4 separate regions of the Homo sapiens genome follow, and all the other regions are linked to region 4. The links are chromatin contacts, found by Hi-C or POLR2A ChIA-PET in ENCODE. All regions are on one chromosome and are shown on one strand. The core of a region is the stretch at or near the end of the contact, and the rest is flanking DNA. Distances in the headings are between cores, read along the strand shown. Region 1 overlaps TOM1 (target of myb1 membrane trafficking protein). Region 2 overlaps MYH9 (myosin heavy chain 9). Region 3 holds the start of TTC28-AS1 (TTC28 antisense RNA 1). Region 4 holds the start of PRR14L (proline rich 14 like).

Evidence for each region. A loop is a pair of places that touch in the nucleus more often than their neighbours do. ChIA-PET counts read pairs that join two places held with the same protein, here RNA polymerase II (POLR2A). Pooled maps may share reads with other maps.
Region 1: a map of psoas muscle shows a loop between it and region 4 (7-fold over the local background). The contact joins the enhancer-like site here to the promoter of PRR14L in region 4. A Hi-C loop is called at or near these places in 2 of 168 maps with a recorded cell type or tissue (naive thymus-derived CD4-positive, alpha-beta T cell and psoas muscle), 1 of 37 single-sample maps with no recorded cell type and 9 of 50 pooled maps.
Region 2: a loop to region 4 is called in a map with no recorded cell type, with 17 times the contacts of the local background. The contact joins the enhancer-like site here to the promoter of PRR14L in region 4. A Hi-C loop is called at or near these places in 1 of 37 single-sample maps with no recorded cell type and 2 of 50 pooled maps. POLR2A ChIA-PET finds 5 or more read pairs at or near these places in 1 of 52 experiments (activated T-cell).
Region 3: a loop to region 4 is called in a map of CD8-positive, alpha-beta T cell, with 5 times the contacts of the local background. The contact joins the promoter of TTC28-AS1 here to the promoter of PRR14L in region 4. A Hi-C loop is called at or near these places in 2 of 168 maps with a recorded cell type or tissue (CD8-positive, alpha-beta T cell and naive thymus-derived CD4-positive, alpha-beta T cell) and 10 of 50 pooled maps.

The regions. Positions count from the first base shown.
Region 1 is chr22:35,310,872-35,313,772 of GRCh38, reverse strand. The region is part of intron 1 of TOM1 (target of myb1 membrane trafficking protein); the gene reads right to left. Among named protein-coding and RNA genes, the nearest start is that of TOM1, 12 kb to the right of the region's middle. RefSeq lists an enhancer at 2,372-2,651. Within about 2 kb of position 1,477, at least 23 of the 41 ENCODE cell types and tissues checked have a DNase peak (open chromatin) inside an H3K27ac peak, as active enhancers do; they include psoas muscle, where a contact is called at or near this core.
Region 2 is chr22:36,329,660-36,332,359 of GRCh38, reverse strand. The region is part of intron 3 of MYH9 (myosin heavy chain 9); the gene reads left to right. Among named protein-coding and RNA genes, the nearest start is that of MIR6819, 44 kb to the right of the region's middle. RefSeq lists enhancers at 40-279, 500-559, 600-649, 193-822, 124-1,323 and 1 more. Within about 2 kb of position 1,264, at least 41 of the 41 ENCODE cell types and tissues checked have a DNase peak (open chromatin) inside an H3K27ac peak, as active enhancers do.
Region 3 is chr22:27,917,926-27,920,625 of GRCh38, reverse strand. It overlaps TTC28-AS1 (TTC28 antisense RNA 1), which reads right to left and starts at 1,250. Exons shown (of 5, transcript NR_026963.1): 1 at 1,081-1,250. PITPNB (phosphatidylinositol transfer protein beta) reads left to right here and starts at 1,370. Exons shown (of 12, transcript NM_012399.5): 1 at 1,370-1,454. The coding sequence starts at 1,435. It overlaps MIR3199-1 (microRNA 3199-1), which reads left to right and starts at 14; the gene lies at 14-101. MIR3199-2 (microRNA 3199-2) reads right to left here and starts at 100; the gene lies at 15-100. RefSeq lists enhancers at 850-1,029, 200-1,184, 1,185-2,170 and silencers at 1,340-1,409, 1,600-1,919.
Region 4 is chr22:31,748,764-31,751,463 of GRCh38, reverse strand. It overlaps PRR14L (proline rich 14 like), which reads left to right and starts at 1,332. Exons shown (of 9, transcript NM_173566.3): 1 at 1,332-1,471. RefSeq lists enhancers at 1,107-1,401, 891-1,450, 1,690-2,322.

The sequences.
Region 1 (2,901 bases), core at 228-2,727, 3.6 Mb before region 4:
GTCCTTACAGCAGTCTGTCCTCTCCCTATTGGGTCTGGTGCAGATACCACCTCCCTGGAGGGCTCCAGATAATCTGCCTGGCATGATGGCAAGACCCACCTGCCCCTCATGGAGATGAGGGTGGAGTGGGACGAGTCTGGCCTGACCTAACTCATAGAATGTGGGCAAAGATCCAGCCCCTCTGAGTCTCTGTTTTTGCACCCGTAAAATCAGGATAAGACTGCCTGCCTCACAGGATGTTGTGACCTTGCAGCCAGACAATGTCAGTATGACATCAGGAAAGGCTAGCAATGAGTAACCGAGCTACAATGACTATGACTTGGGCCAAGAGAAAGAATGAGTAGTCACCAAAGACACGCCACACCACGGGCAGGATCAGAGATGGGGGCCATGGTATGGTATCACCCCTTTCTTTCTTTTTTTTTTTTGAGACAGTCTCGTTCTGTCACCCAGGTTGGAGTACAGTGGCACGATCTTGGCTCACTGCAACCTCTGCCTCCCGGGTTTAAGCGATTCTCCTGCCTCAGCCTCCCGAGTAGCTGGGATTACAGGTACCTGCCAACACACCTGGCTAAGTTTTGTATTTTTAGTAGAGATGGGGCTTCACCATGTTGGTCAGGCTGGTCTCGAACTCCTGACCTCAAGTGATCCACCCGCCTTGGCCTCCCAAAGTGCTGGGATTACAGGTGTGAGCCACTGCCCACTGTGTCCGGCCAGTATCACCCCTTTCCACACCAGCCTTCTGGGAAGCAGCCTGGAGCCCGCTCGCTCCCATCCTGCACATTCCAACAGTCTCATGATCACTGAGACAGCTCTGGCTCAAGCTGCCACCTCCCCAGGCCTGCACTGTCACCTCCACGCTCTACTCAAACATAACTCCAAGCACAACTTCCTCTGTTTAAACATTGTCCATCACCCTCACTGCCTGAGGATCAAAAGCCTGAACTCTCCAGGGGCTGGCGTCAGCCACAGTCAGCTGTACCCCCTTCCTCTATGTGGCTTGCCCTCTCACGCCTCTGAGCTTCTGTCTGCAATGCCATTCCTCATTCAGTCAGGCTCATCCAGTTCACATGCTCATCTGGCACTCAGCATGCACCAGGCATGGGACTAATAAGCACGTCACACCCTCAGTCACCCGTCACCACAACCTTTAAGACAGAGGATGAATAAACTCAGGGGCATGGAGAAGGCAGCAATTTGCCTGCAGTCACACAGTTTGTGAGATGCACAGCAGATTCAAAGCCAGAGAAGTCTGGTTCTCAAGTCCATATTCATAACCACGATGCTATGTGCTTCTCAAACATTCTCAACACCTGTCCAGGCTACAGGGAGACGTCAGTGAGCAAATCCAGCAAGGTCCTGCCCCAGTGGTGGTTTACAGTCCAGTGGGAGGCCACAACTGACAATTCCAAAAGGTCGTTTCCATGGCAGGAAAGACCAGGTGCTGAGACAGTGCCAGGTGTGCTGATGAAGAGGAGGAATGAGTCAGCTGAACTCCTGAACTCCCCTTGTCTTTTTTTTTTTTTTTTGAGACGGAGTCTTGTTCTGTCGCCCAGGCTGGAGTACAGTGGTGCGATCTCGGCTCACTGCAACTTCCGTCTCCTGGGTTTAAGCAATTCTCTGCCTCAGCCCCCAAAGTAGCTGGGATTACAGGCGCCCGCCTAATTTTTTTTTGTATTTTTAGTAGAGATGAGGTTTCACCACCTTGGCCAGGCTGGTCTTGAACTCCTGACCTTGTGATCCACCCGCCTCGGCCTCCCAAAGTGCTGGGATTACAGGCGTGAGCCACCGTGCCCAGCCGAACTCCCCTCATCTTCTAAGCCCCACCCAGGGTTGGCTCCTCAGTGGTGCCTCCTTCTGGGTAGACCGTGTCACTCCTCATCCTGCACCATGACAATAACAACATCATGGAGAACAATGACAGCCATCATTCAGTGAAGAAGTGTCAGCCTGTGCAGGATGCTCGGAGGACCTCCATTTGTGTCACCTCCCCACATCCCCAACTGTCGTGGGGGCAGCCAATGTGCAGAGGTTTGTGACTTGCTAGATGCAAAGCCAGGCCTGCGTGCTCCAAACTTGTGTGCTCTCCACTCTGCTCTGTCCCTGTGAAGACTGCCTCTGCCTGCCTGGGGCAGACCTTCTGGGGCCCACCTTCTGGTGCAACAGAGCAGAGGGGGGCATTACATACTTTTGGAATGACCGACTGAGGCTCTGCACTGCCTAGGTGCTCAGTTCGATGCTGACTGCCCCTGCCTACCCTGCCTTCCCAGAACAACAATCACTGTATTTCACTGATTAGCCACCAGGCTAAGGACAGAACAAGAAAGAGTCTGGCTGTTTTGAGACATCGTGGAGCTGTCAAACCCACCCTGAAACTGCCAACCTTCAGGCTTCTTGCTAGGTAAACAAAGTGCGTTGTTGTGGTGGTTTCAGACTCTGCTGGTTGCGTTTCCTGTTACCTGCAGCTCAAAGTATTCGTGATTAATATTCCTCTTTAAGGAGTGAGGTCCAGCTGCCCTGGCCTTCCCACGGGACTGCTCCGCGGTGGACAACTACGGCATGGACCTGAAGGCACCGGGCTCCACTGAAGCCCTCGGGAGCCGGCACTGAGACCTGGCCCAGTCCTTCCTCCCACTCCCACTCACCAGCTCAGCTGATCGCCCGCAGCCACCCCATCACCCTCCTCAGGCTTCTGTGCTTCTGAACACACTGCCCTTCTTCCAGGAAGAAATGTGCTCCTCCCCACCTCAACTCGTGCTCCTAAGCCCAGATCAAAGGTCAGGTCTCCTGGTGGAGTCTGCCCTGACACCCCCCACCCCGCCAGGGCCTATTCCTTCCAGCTAGCAGCCAGTAGCATTTTCCACAGACCACAACTCTAAGCACTGCTTAGTGGAGTGATTA
Region 2 (2,700 bases), core at 15-2,514, 4.6 Mb before region 4:
GAAGCTCCACCCCACTCGGCACAGATCTGCAGCCTCTGCTAATATGAAGCATCATTTTGCACTTGCTTTTCTTCACCTCTCTGTTTGCCTCCCAAAGACTTGTAACCCAAGCTTGTGAATTGAGCTGGCTGTGGAGAAGCAGAGCTTCTCGTCATGAGAGTGTCGCGGCCCTTTCTTTGCAGCACTGAGGCAGGCCTGCGGGAGGTGCCGAGTGCTGTGCTCATAGGGGTGTTCGATGGAGGGGAGTCCTGGGGTGCGTGAGGTTTCCAGAGACCTGAGTTCTCAGCCCCATTTGTGCAACTCTGATCAAGCCATCCTGGCAACGCAGGGCAGGGCTCACAGTGCCAACACATATAGCAAGCCACCCCCCAGGGGCCACTCTGGAGTTTCCCTGAAAGCAGAAGACTCCCTGGTGGTGGAAAGTTTTGGTCCCATTTGTCTCAGATTATCCCATCAGTCTCACCCAACGTGGGCATGTTGTCCAACCTGAAACTGCCCTTTTTCCTGTTTTTCTTTCTTGGCCCATACCCATTTCTCAAGAAGCCCAGTGGAGCCGAAGATGGGGTCCTGCAGGGACCTCTCCCAGGTGGAGCCCGAGAGAGCTGCTCCATGCTGGAACCTCGGGAGGTGTGATCTTGGGAGCTGGGTGATGAGTCAGTCCCAGCAGTGGCTGCTGGTGAAGCAGGCCCCTTCCTCTGTACTTCCTGTTGGGCTGATGTCACCGCTCTGCGAGCCTCGTGGCCTTTTATGGACAAGAGTGAGCTGCAGCTCCTCTCACAGAGGAAGTGAGGCTTAAGCCCCCAGCAGAAGTCTGCACCTGGGATGAAATACCTGCGGTCAGGTTCCCCTTCCTCCCTCCTGGGCCCAGCCTGCTGAGCTGGCTGGAAACACCTGTCCACAGGTAGATGGCCACATCAGCTCAGATGCCCTCACTGCATGGGCTTGGCCTCAGGACATTTTCGGTTGAAAATGAAATCCAGGGAGAAAATGGCCTGGTTCCTGAATTTGTAACTTTTATGAAAGACTTTCTCGTGGCGGTGCCAGGGAATTGCTCAGTTGGGAGCTCCGAGACAGCAGGCGGGTGAGGACGGCATGTCTGGGCATCTGCCTCACACCGTGTACGACAGGAACACCATTTCCTTCCATCCTCAGAGCAGTCCCTTCATTCCCAGAGAGGTCAAGGGGCCAGGCATTGCGTGGGGAAGAGCGGAACCCAGGGCCACAGCGCTCTCGGCTGTGGCTTCCTCCTTTGCAGAACTGCTCCAGACACATGGACTAGTGGTTGTCAAACTGTGCTCTGAGGAACCCTGTCTCCACCACCCACTGTCCCTTGCTCAGGAATTTGGGAAGATTTTATCTGAGGAAGGACTGCCGCTGCTTTTTGAAAAGTCTGAAAACTACTGCAGAGTGACTCATAACCCCATCTCTACCCCACCCTCACCAAGAGAGGGGCTGGGGCAGTGGGTTCAGGCGCCTACCACGGCTAGACTTTCATCTGGCAGGGGGCTCGTGTCCCAGAAGAGGCTTGTCCCTGGCGGCCTCCTCCCGTTTAGAGGAAGGAAGGGCGTTTTCAAATAAGCCTTCAGTCCTTACAGGCCAAATAAGGACTCGAGCCAAAACAAGCAGATTGGGCCGGACTCTGAATGTGCTCATCCTGTGAGATGACAGTGCGGGGAAGGGTTGATGGGGTGGGCGCCAATGGCAGTCTCCACTAGAATGCATAGGGTGGGGAGGTGGGCTGCAGAGTAAACTGAGTAGGCCAAAGAGCCCACTGGTTGCTAAGAATTCTAACCACCCCACTGCCCAGAAGAGATGCCTCTGAGATCAGGAACAAATCCAGAAGAACCGCTGTGTGGAAAGATGGCAAAACAATGATGATAATACCTGCTTTGTACATTACAATACAATACCTTGTAAGGTTATTGGAGGCCACACAAGATAACAGACCAAAACCCTTCCTGAGCATTGGAAAGACCTTTTCGGTTGCATGGGGCCATGGTACGATTCGTGGTGCATCCGGCCGGTGGATTTAGGATACTAAGCAGTGCGGTAAGAGATGCAATGAGGAGGCCTCCCAGCAGTTTGCCTTTCAGAAAGCATTTGTCCAGATGAATGTTCCTGGCAGAACAAATCCAGATTTCTTTAAGGTATGGTTAGGCTGTGTTGACAGTGGTAAATTGGCTTCAGGAATTGGACGGGGAAGGCTGGAGAAGTGGGAGAGCTAGGGACGCTCGGGTGGATGGAGAGGAGACACTGAATTTGGCTCTGGGGTTTCGGAATTTGAAGTGTGTGTGCCTGTGCATACATCCGTGTGTGTGCATGGCTATGTACATACATGTATGTTCACATTCACCTGTGAATACATGTGCCTTGCGTGCCTGTGTTTGCACTTGTGCTTGTGGATATGCATCTGTGAATGCGTGTGCAGCTGTGTGCCTTGTGTGGATCTATGTATATGGCTTTGCACACGTGTGTGCGCATGTATTTCTGTGCACACGTACCTCTGTACACCTACCTCCATATGTGACTGTGTATGCACAGATGCTTGCGTGTCTATGTGTGTGTCCATGCCCTTGTGCGTGCGTGCGCCTCTGTGTGCATGCCCTCGAGTGTGTTTGGGGGCTCTGCTTCCTGTTGTTCAGCAGCAGAGCCTCTGACTCCTCCTCACACAATTAGAGGAATTCCAGCCATCCTAGGGAC
Region 3 (2,700 bases), core at 1-2,500, 3.8 Mb after region 4:
ATAAGAGAAACTCGGTGACTCCAGGGACTGCCTTAGGAGAAAGTTTCTGGAAGTTCTGACATTCCAGAAACTTTCTCCTAAGGCAGTCCCTGGGAGTCACTGAGTCAGTCCATTTCCGTTATTTTTTTGGAGGCAGCCCTAACTCCACAGATGTATTCCACTATCAGATACACCAGATGTTTATACAAAAATGTTTTCGTGATATTTTAATCGTCTTAATAGCCTTTCAACAGGTTCTCATGGTTCTTAGAAGACAAATTCTTTACTATGGCCTAGTAATCCAGTTGGTCCCAGCTCATTTCCCACCCTCACTTAGGATGTTCTGGCCACATCTGCCCTCTAGCTGATCCTTGAACACCCTAGGCTTACTCCATCCTCGGGTCATATTTCCCTCCAACTGGAATGCCCCTCTCACATCCTAACAGGCTAGGCTCAAACACCGCCTCCTAAGACAGCCCTTGTCTTGAGTCCTCTGCTTCTCCCAGTACTCCACTGTATTCATAGCATAGCACTTCCCCACCACCCCAAATTCTCCCTGCTTTCTTTCCAAGTGAGTTGTCTCCTCTAGACTGTGAGCTTCTTGAGAACAGGGACTGTGTCTGCTTCTAGATGCATCCCCACTGCCTAGAACCGTGTCTGACACAGAGCAAGCCAGCGACCTCCGGGCTGCGGCTTTGAGGCCCACGGCGCTTTCGGTGTAACTGCGCGAACCAACTCCTGAACAGCCCGCTTTCCTGGGTCTCGAGGCCAAGGGCCTCTTTTCTCCCAGAGGGCCTCCGTCGGGAGTGCTGGCCGCTCATCCTGCCGAGTCACAGGTGAGGTTTAGGATTCTCCGCCGCGGTGGACCTCCACGAGACCGCGAAGCAGGTGAACGTCCTCCCGCGGAACCTGAGCTGCCAAGGGCTGGGGAGGGGAACAGAAGCTGGCGTCGGCTGCCTCCAGAACCTGTCAGGAGTCTTTTATGTGGACTATGGAGGTGAGGTGTCGGTCAAGGAGGTGGGCCCTGACTCGGAGCAGTGAGAGAGAGCAGAAAACCAGTCACCGCAAAACGGCTTCCAAAGAACCAACTGGAAAACTCACCGGAAAGCGTAGGCTGCCCAGACGCCCCGAGGGACCAAAGCTGAAGGGAGGAGCCCTCGTAAGCAGACAAGAGTGCGCGCGTCGAGCTTGCGCAGCCGCAGTAGAAGCCGCACGCTCTTCGGCAGGCTGCGCAACCGCAGTGGAGGCCTCGTGTGCCCGGGGTGGGGCACGAAACTGGGCGGAGCTAGGCCCCCTCGCGCGCTGACGCGACTGGTCGCGGCGGAAGGGTGTAAGCACGCAGGCGCGATGGTGGCTCGGGGGGGCAGGGAGGCGGGGCCGCGCAGGCGCTGTGAGAGGCGGTAGCGGCGGCGGCGGCGGTGGTATCGGCGGCAGCTGTGAGGGGGTTCCGGGAAGATGGTGCTGATCAAGGAATTGTGAGTGGGTCTGTGGGCGCGAGCGAGGCCGTGGGACGGCAGTGATGGGAGATTTGTTGATGGAGAAGTGGTAGGATATTCCTAAATCGGAGTCAGCCCTGTGTCAGCCCCTCCCTGCGGGCGCCCCCTCCCTCCCCCGGCCCCTTCGAAGCCCCTCAGCGAGTGCGCCCCTCGGCCCTCCAGGCATTGCCGTGGTAACACGCCCTCTCCCTTCCCCGGGGCGAAGGCGGCTGGGTCCCGGCCCGAGCGCATGGCTCGGGAAGGCGCGGCCGGGAGTTTCCGCTGGGACCCGCCTTCTCCCCAACCCCCCACCCCCAGGCTGGGTCTGGGCCCACCCCCAGGCCCGCCGGTGGGAAGGAGCCGCAGTCCGAGGGTGGGAGAGACACGTTGGTTCTGACTGTGATTTGTCGTCCGGGGTGGAGTCCCCTGGTAACCAGCGGGAGATGGGCTTGCCGGTTGAAGGCAGCCCTCGTGTCAGGACTCGCGGTGGGACGCTGGCGCCTTGAAGTTCGTGGTGGAGCCGGGATTCCGGAAAGCCTCCGCTCTCCTGGGCAGCTCCGCTGACTTGACGGGAGAGCCTTTTCTCTTTTTGGTTTCCGCATGTTTTAAGATGAGGTGACATCCCGGGCCCCACCTACTTTCTTAGAAGTTAACACGTGCTCTGTCAAATGGAGGGATTTCGAGGTGCATCCGACTGGCCAAGTGATTTTGTTGAAAAGTCACGGCTTTTCCTACTGGCAAGGACTGTAAACATTACGGAAATCTGCTTGCCTCTGAATGTTCGTCTGTCACAGCTGGTTCGTGTCGTCAGCATCCTTTGGGCAGCTAGGGAGGTCGAGTATGGCCCATTCGTTGGTTTTCAAATTCTTCATTTTAAATTCTTAGAAATATTTTTGGCTTAATTTAGCTTTTTTCAGACACCTTATTTTTAGTGTTCTTAAACCTCCTTTAAAAAGTCACTGATGCACTTCTCTGAGACTTAATACCTCCCAAAGACTCCCTGTCTCACCCAGAATAAAAGTCAAAGCCTCTGCAACAGCTACAAGGCTTTACACTTTTTTTTCCTGCCCTGATCTCATTTACTACCTTTTCCTTGCCCATTCCATCTTCGCAAGCTTCCTTGCTGTTCCTCTGCTACTCTAGAATAAGTTCAGTTCAAGACCTTTCCACCTGCTTTTGTTCCCTTTGCTTGAAGTGTTCTTCCCTTGGCACACTAACTCACCTTCTTCCAGGTCTTTGCTCAGAC
Region 4 (2,700 bases), core at 83-2,582:
AATCCCAGCTACTCAGGAGGCTGAGGCTGGAGAATCTCTTGAACCTGGGAGGCAGAGGTTGCAGTGAGCCGAGATCCTACCACTGCACTCCAGCCTGGTGTCAGAACGTGGCCCCGTCTCAAAAAAAAAAAAAAGAAAGAAAGAAACGAAACTTTGAAGCATTCAATTTTTTTTTTTTTTTTTTTTTTTGAGACAGTGTCTTGTTTTGTTGCCCAGGCTGGAGTGCAGTGGGGGCACCATCATAGCTCAATGCAGCTTCAAACTCCTGGGCTCAAACGATCCTCCTGCTTCAGGCTCCCCAGTAGCTAGGAGCACAGGTGCATCAACACCTGAGCAATTTTTGTTTTGTTTTGAGAAAGAGTCTTGCTGTGTCATCCAGGCTGGAGTGCAGTGGCACTATCACTGCTCACTGCAGCCTCAACCTTCCAGCCTCAAGTGATCTTCCTGCCTCAGCCTCCAGAGTAGCTGGGATTACAGGCACACATCACCAGACCCAGCTGTTTGTTTTTTGGCAGAAACGATGTCTCACTATGTTGCCCAGGCTGGTCTCAAACTTCTGGGCTGAAGTGCTTCTCCCGCTTTCGCCTCCCAAAGTGCTGGATTACAGGCGTGAGACACCGCGCCTGGTCGATTTCTATTTTTTAACACAAAGCCGTATTATTTGGGGCAAGTCGATTTCATTATCTGGACCTCAATTCTTCCACTGGATAAACATTTCTTCCTTCCTTCAAATGTCCATTGAGCGTCTAGTTTTGTGCCGGACACTGCTCTTGGTGCTGAGCATTAAGTGATGAACAAAACAGACAAGGTGGAGGAAGATAAATGATAAACAAGTCAATAAAGAGATGAGACATAGAAATTTCAGCTAGTGTTAAAGCTATGAAGAAAATAAAACAAGGTTCTGTAACCAACTGGAGGCAGAGGTGCCATTTATTTAGTGGTCAGTGTGATTAGAAGAAGCAGAGGAGTGTCATGACCCAAAACACTCTTTCCAGTAGAATAAGATCTCTCGGGCTGCCAGAGTGGAAGCAGGCAGGCCCTTAGAATTGTAGCCGTCCAGACTAGAAAAACGGTGGACTGGAACAGGGTGACAGCAGCGAAGGCCGGCACTGGGTCCTGTGGCTCAGCAGGAGCAGAACCAAAAGTTGTGTTTCCCTTTAAGAGTTTGAGCCGCAGGGGCGGGGTTGAGGGAGGCTGGGGCTAGCAGAGGGCGGGAGGTCAGAATCAGGAAGAGCCTTCCCTTGGAGTGCGCGCGCGCGGTGCGGGGGCGGGATTTGGGCGAGTCCGCATGGCTGGCTCGGGCCCCGGATGAGGAAGTGCAGGGGGACCATAGAGACGAAGAGGTGGCGGCGGCCGGAGCGCCCCCGGCCTCTGTCGGCTCCGTAGGCTCAGGTAGACCTGGCGACGACGGGGCTGCAGCTGCAGGGGCTGAGCTGGCTGGGCAAGCGCGGGCCGCGGAGGAGGTCTCAGGGTAAGAGGCCGGGACTGGAAGGCTTCGGGCGTAGCCGCCCCGCCCCACTCCGCCCTAAAGGGACCCTCCGCCGGGTGGTGCTGCTAAAGGGGAGTCCAGGCCCCCCGCCCTCTCGGGGCGCGGAAAGGAACCAAGGCTGCCCTGTGGGCGGCGGAACGACCCAGGGAGAGGGAGGAGACCAGGCCCCGCGTCGCTAGAGAAAAGCGGCTTCTCCGAGTCATGGCTCCGACGCGGGAGAGAGACTCCTCTTCAACCTCGATACAACAGGGATCCCCCAACTTATCTCCTCGGAGAGGACGACGCCCCTTATCGGAGGCGTACGCTCTTTCTTAGCGCTCATCCGTTGGTCAGCAGAGGGAGACCCACTCCCAGGGTTCGAGGGGGATTCTGAACTTATCCTGAGGAGGAGTAAAAGATAACCCCTAAATGAGACCTTTCCCCCAACTTTGGTCAGCGTCACCCAGGTGAAGAGTGAGACCCAACTTGCCTGAAAGTGACAGAGGGGATCTTTCTTCCCAGTAAGAAAGAGACTTACCTTCCTCCTTTATTTTTCGCCTGTACCCCAAGATACGGAGAGGAAGACCTTGAAATTTTACTTTATGGTATCAGAAATCAACCTTTCTCCCTCTCCCCTCGTGATGTCCACAGAGAGACCCTCGCTTCTCTTCTTCCCTTTAAGCCTCTTGGTGTGCAGTGAGCTCCTTTCCCTTGCATTATTAAGAGCATGGCTTTTGGAGTGTAATCGTTGCAAACCTGGGTCTCTCACTTAACGTCTTTGTGACCTTGACTATTTGTTTAACTTGTCTGAATCTCAGTCCATCTCCAATTTGGGTTCTGTTTTCTTAGAATTGTCATGCGGGCTAAGGGAGCATTTGTGTAAATACTAGTTATATAGTAAGCTTTTGGTAAGCTGTTGCTATTACTATTACTTAATCTGTTAAAAAAGAAAACTAATATCTTGCACAGAGAAGCATATTTTTCCATGCATGCCCCTCGCAGCCTCCATCACAAGTGTTCAACCATCCTTTCTCACTGGAGTGGAAGACTCCCTCCCACTTAGGGGTTAGAGAAAGAGACACTTCCAGTCCCCTTAGATCCTGCTGTTCAATACTTTCCCAAATTAACAAAGAGGGCCTCACTGAAAATAATCAGTAAAAAAAAGACTTAGCTTTTGGAAACAGGTCTGTGCTCTTAAGAGAAAGTGAGACCTGATGCCAGACGCCAGCACT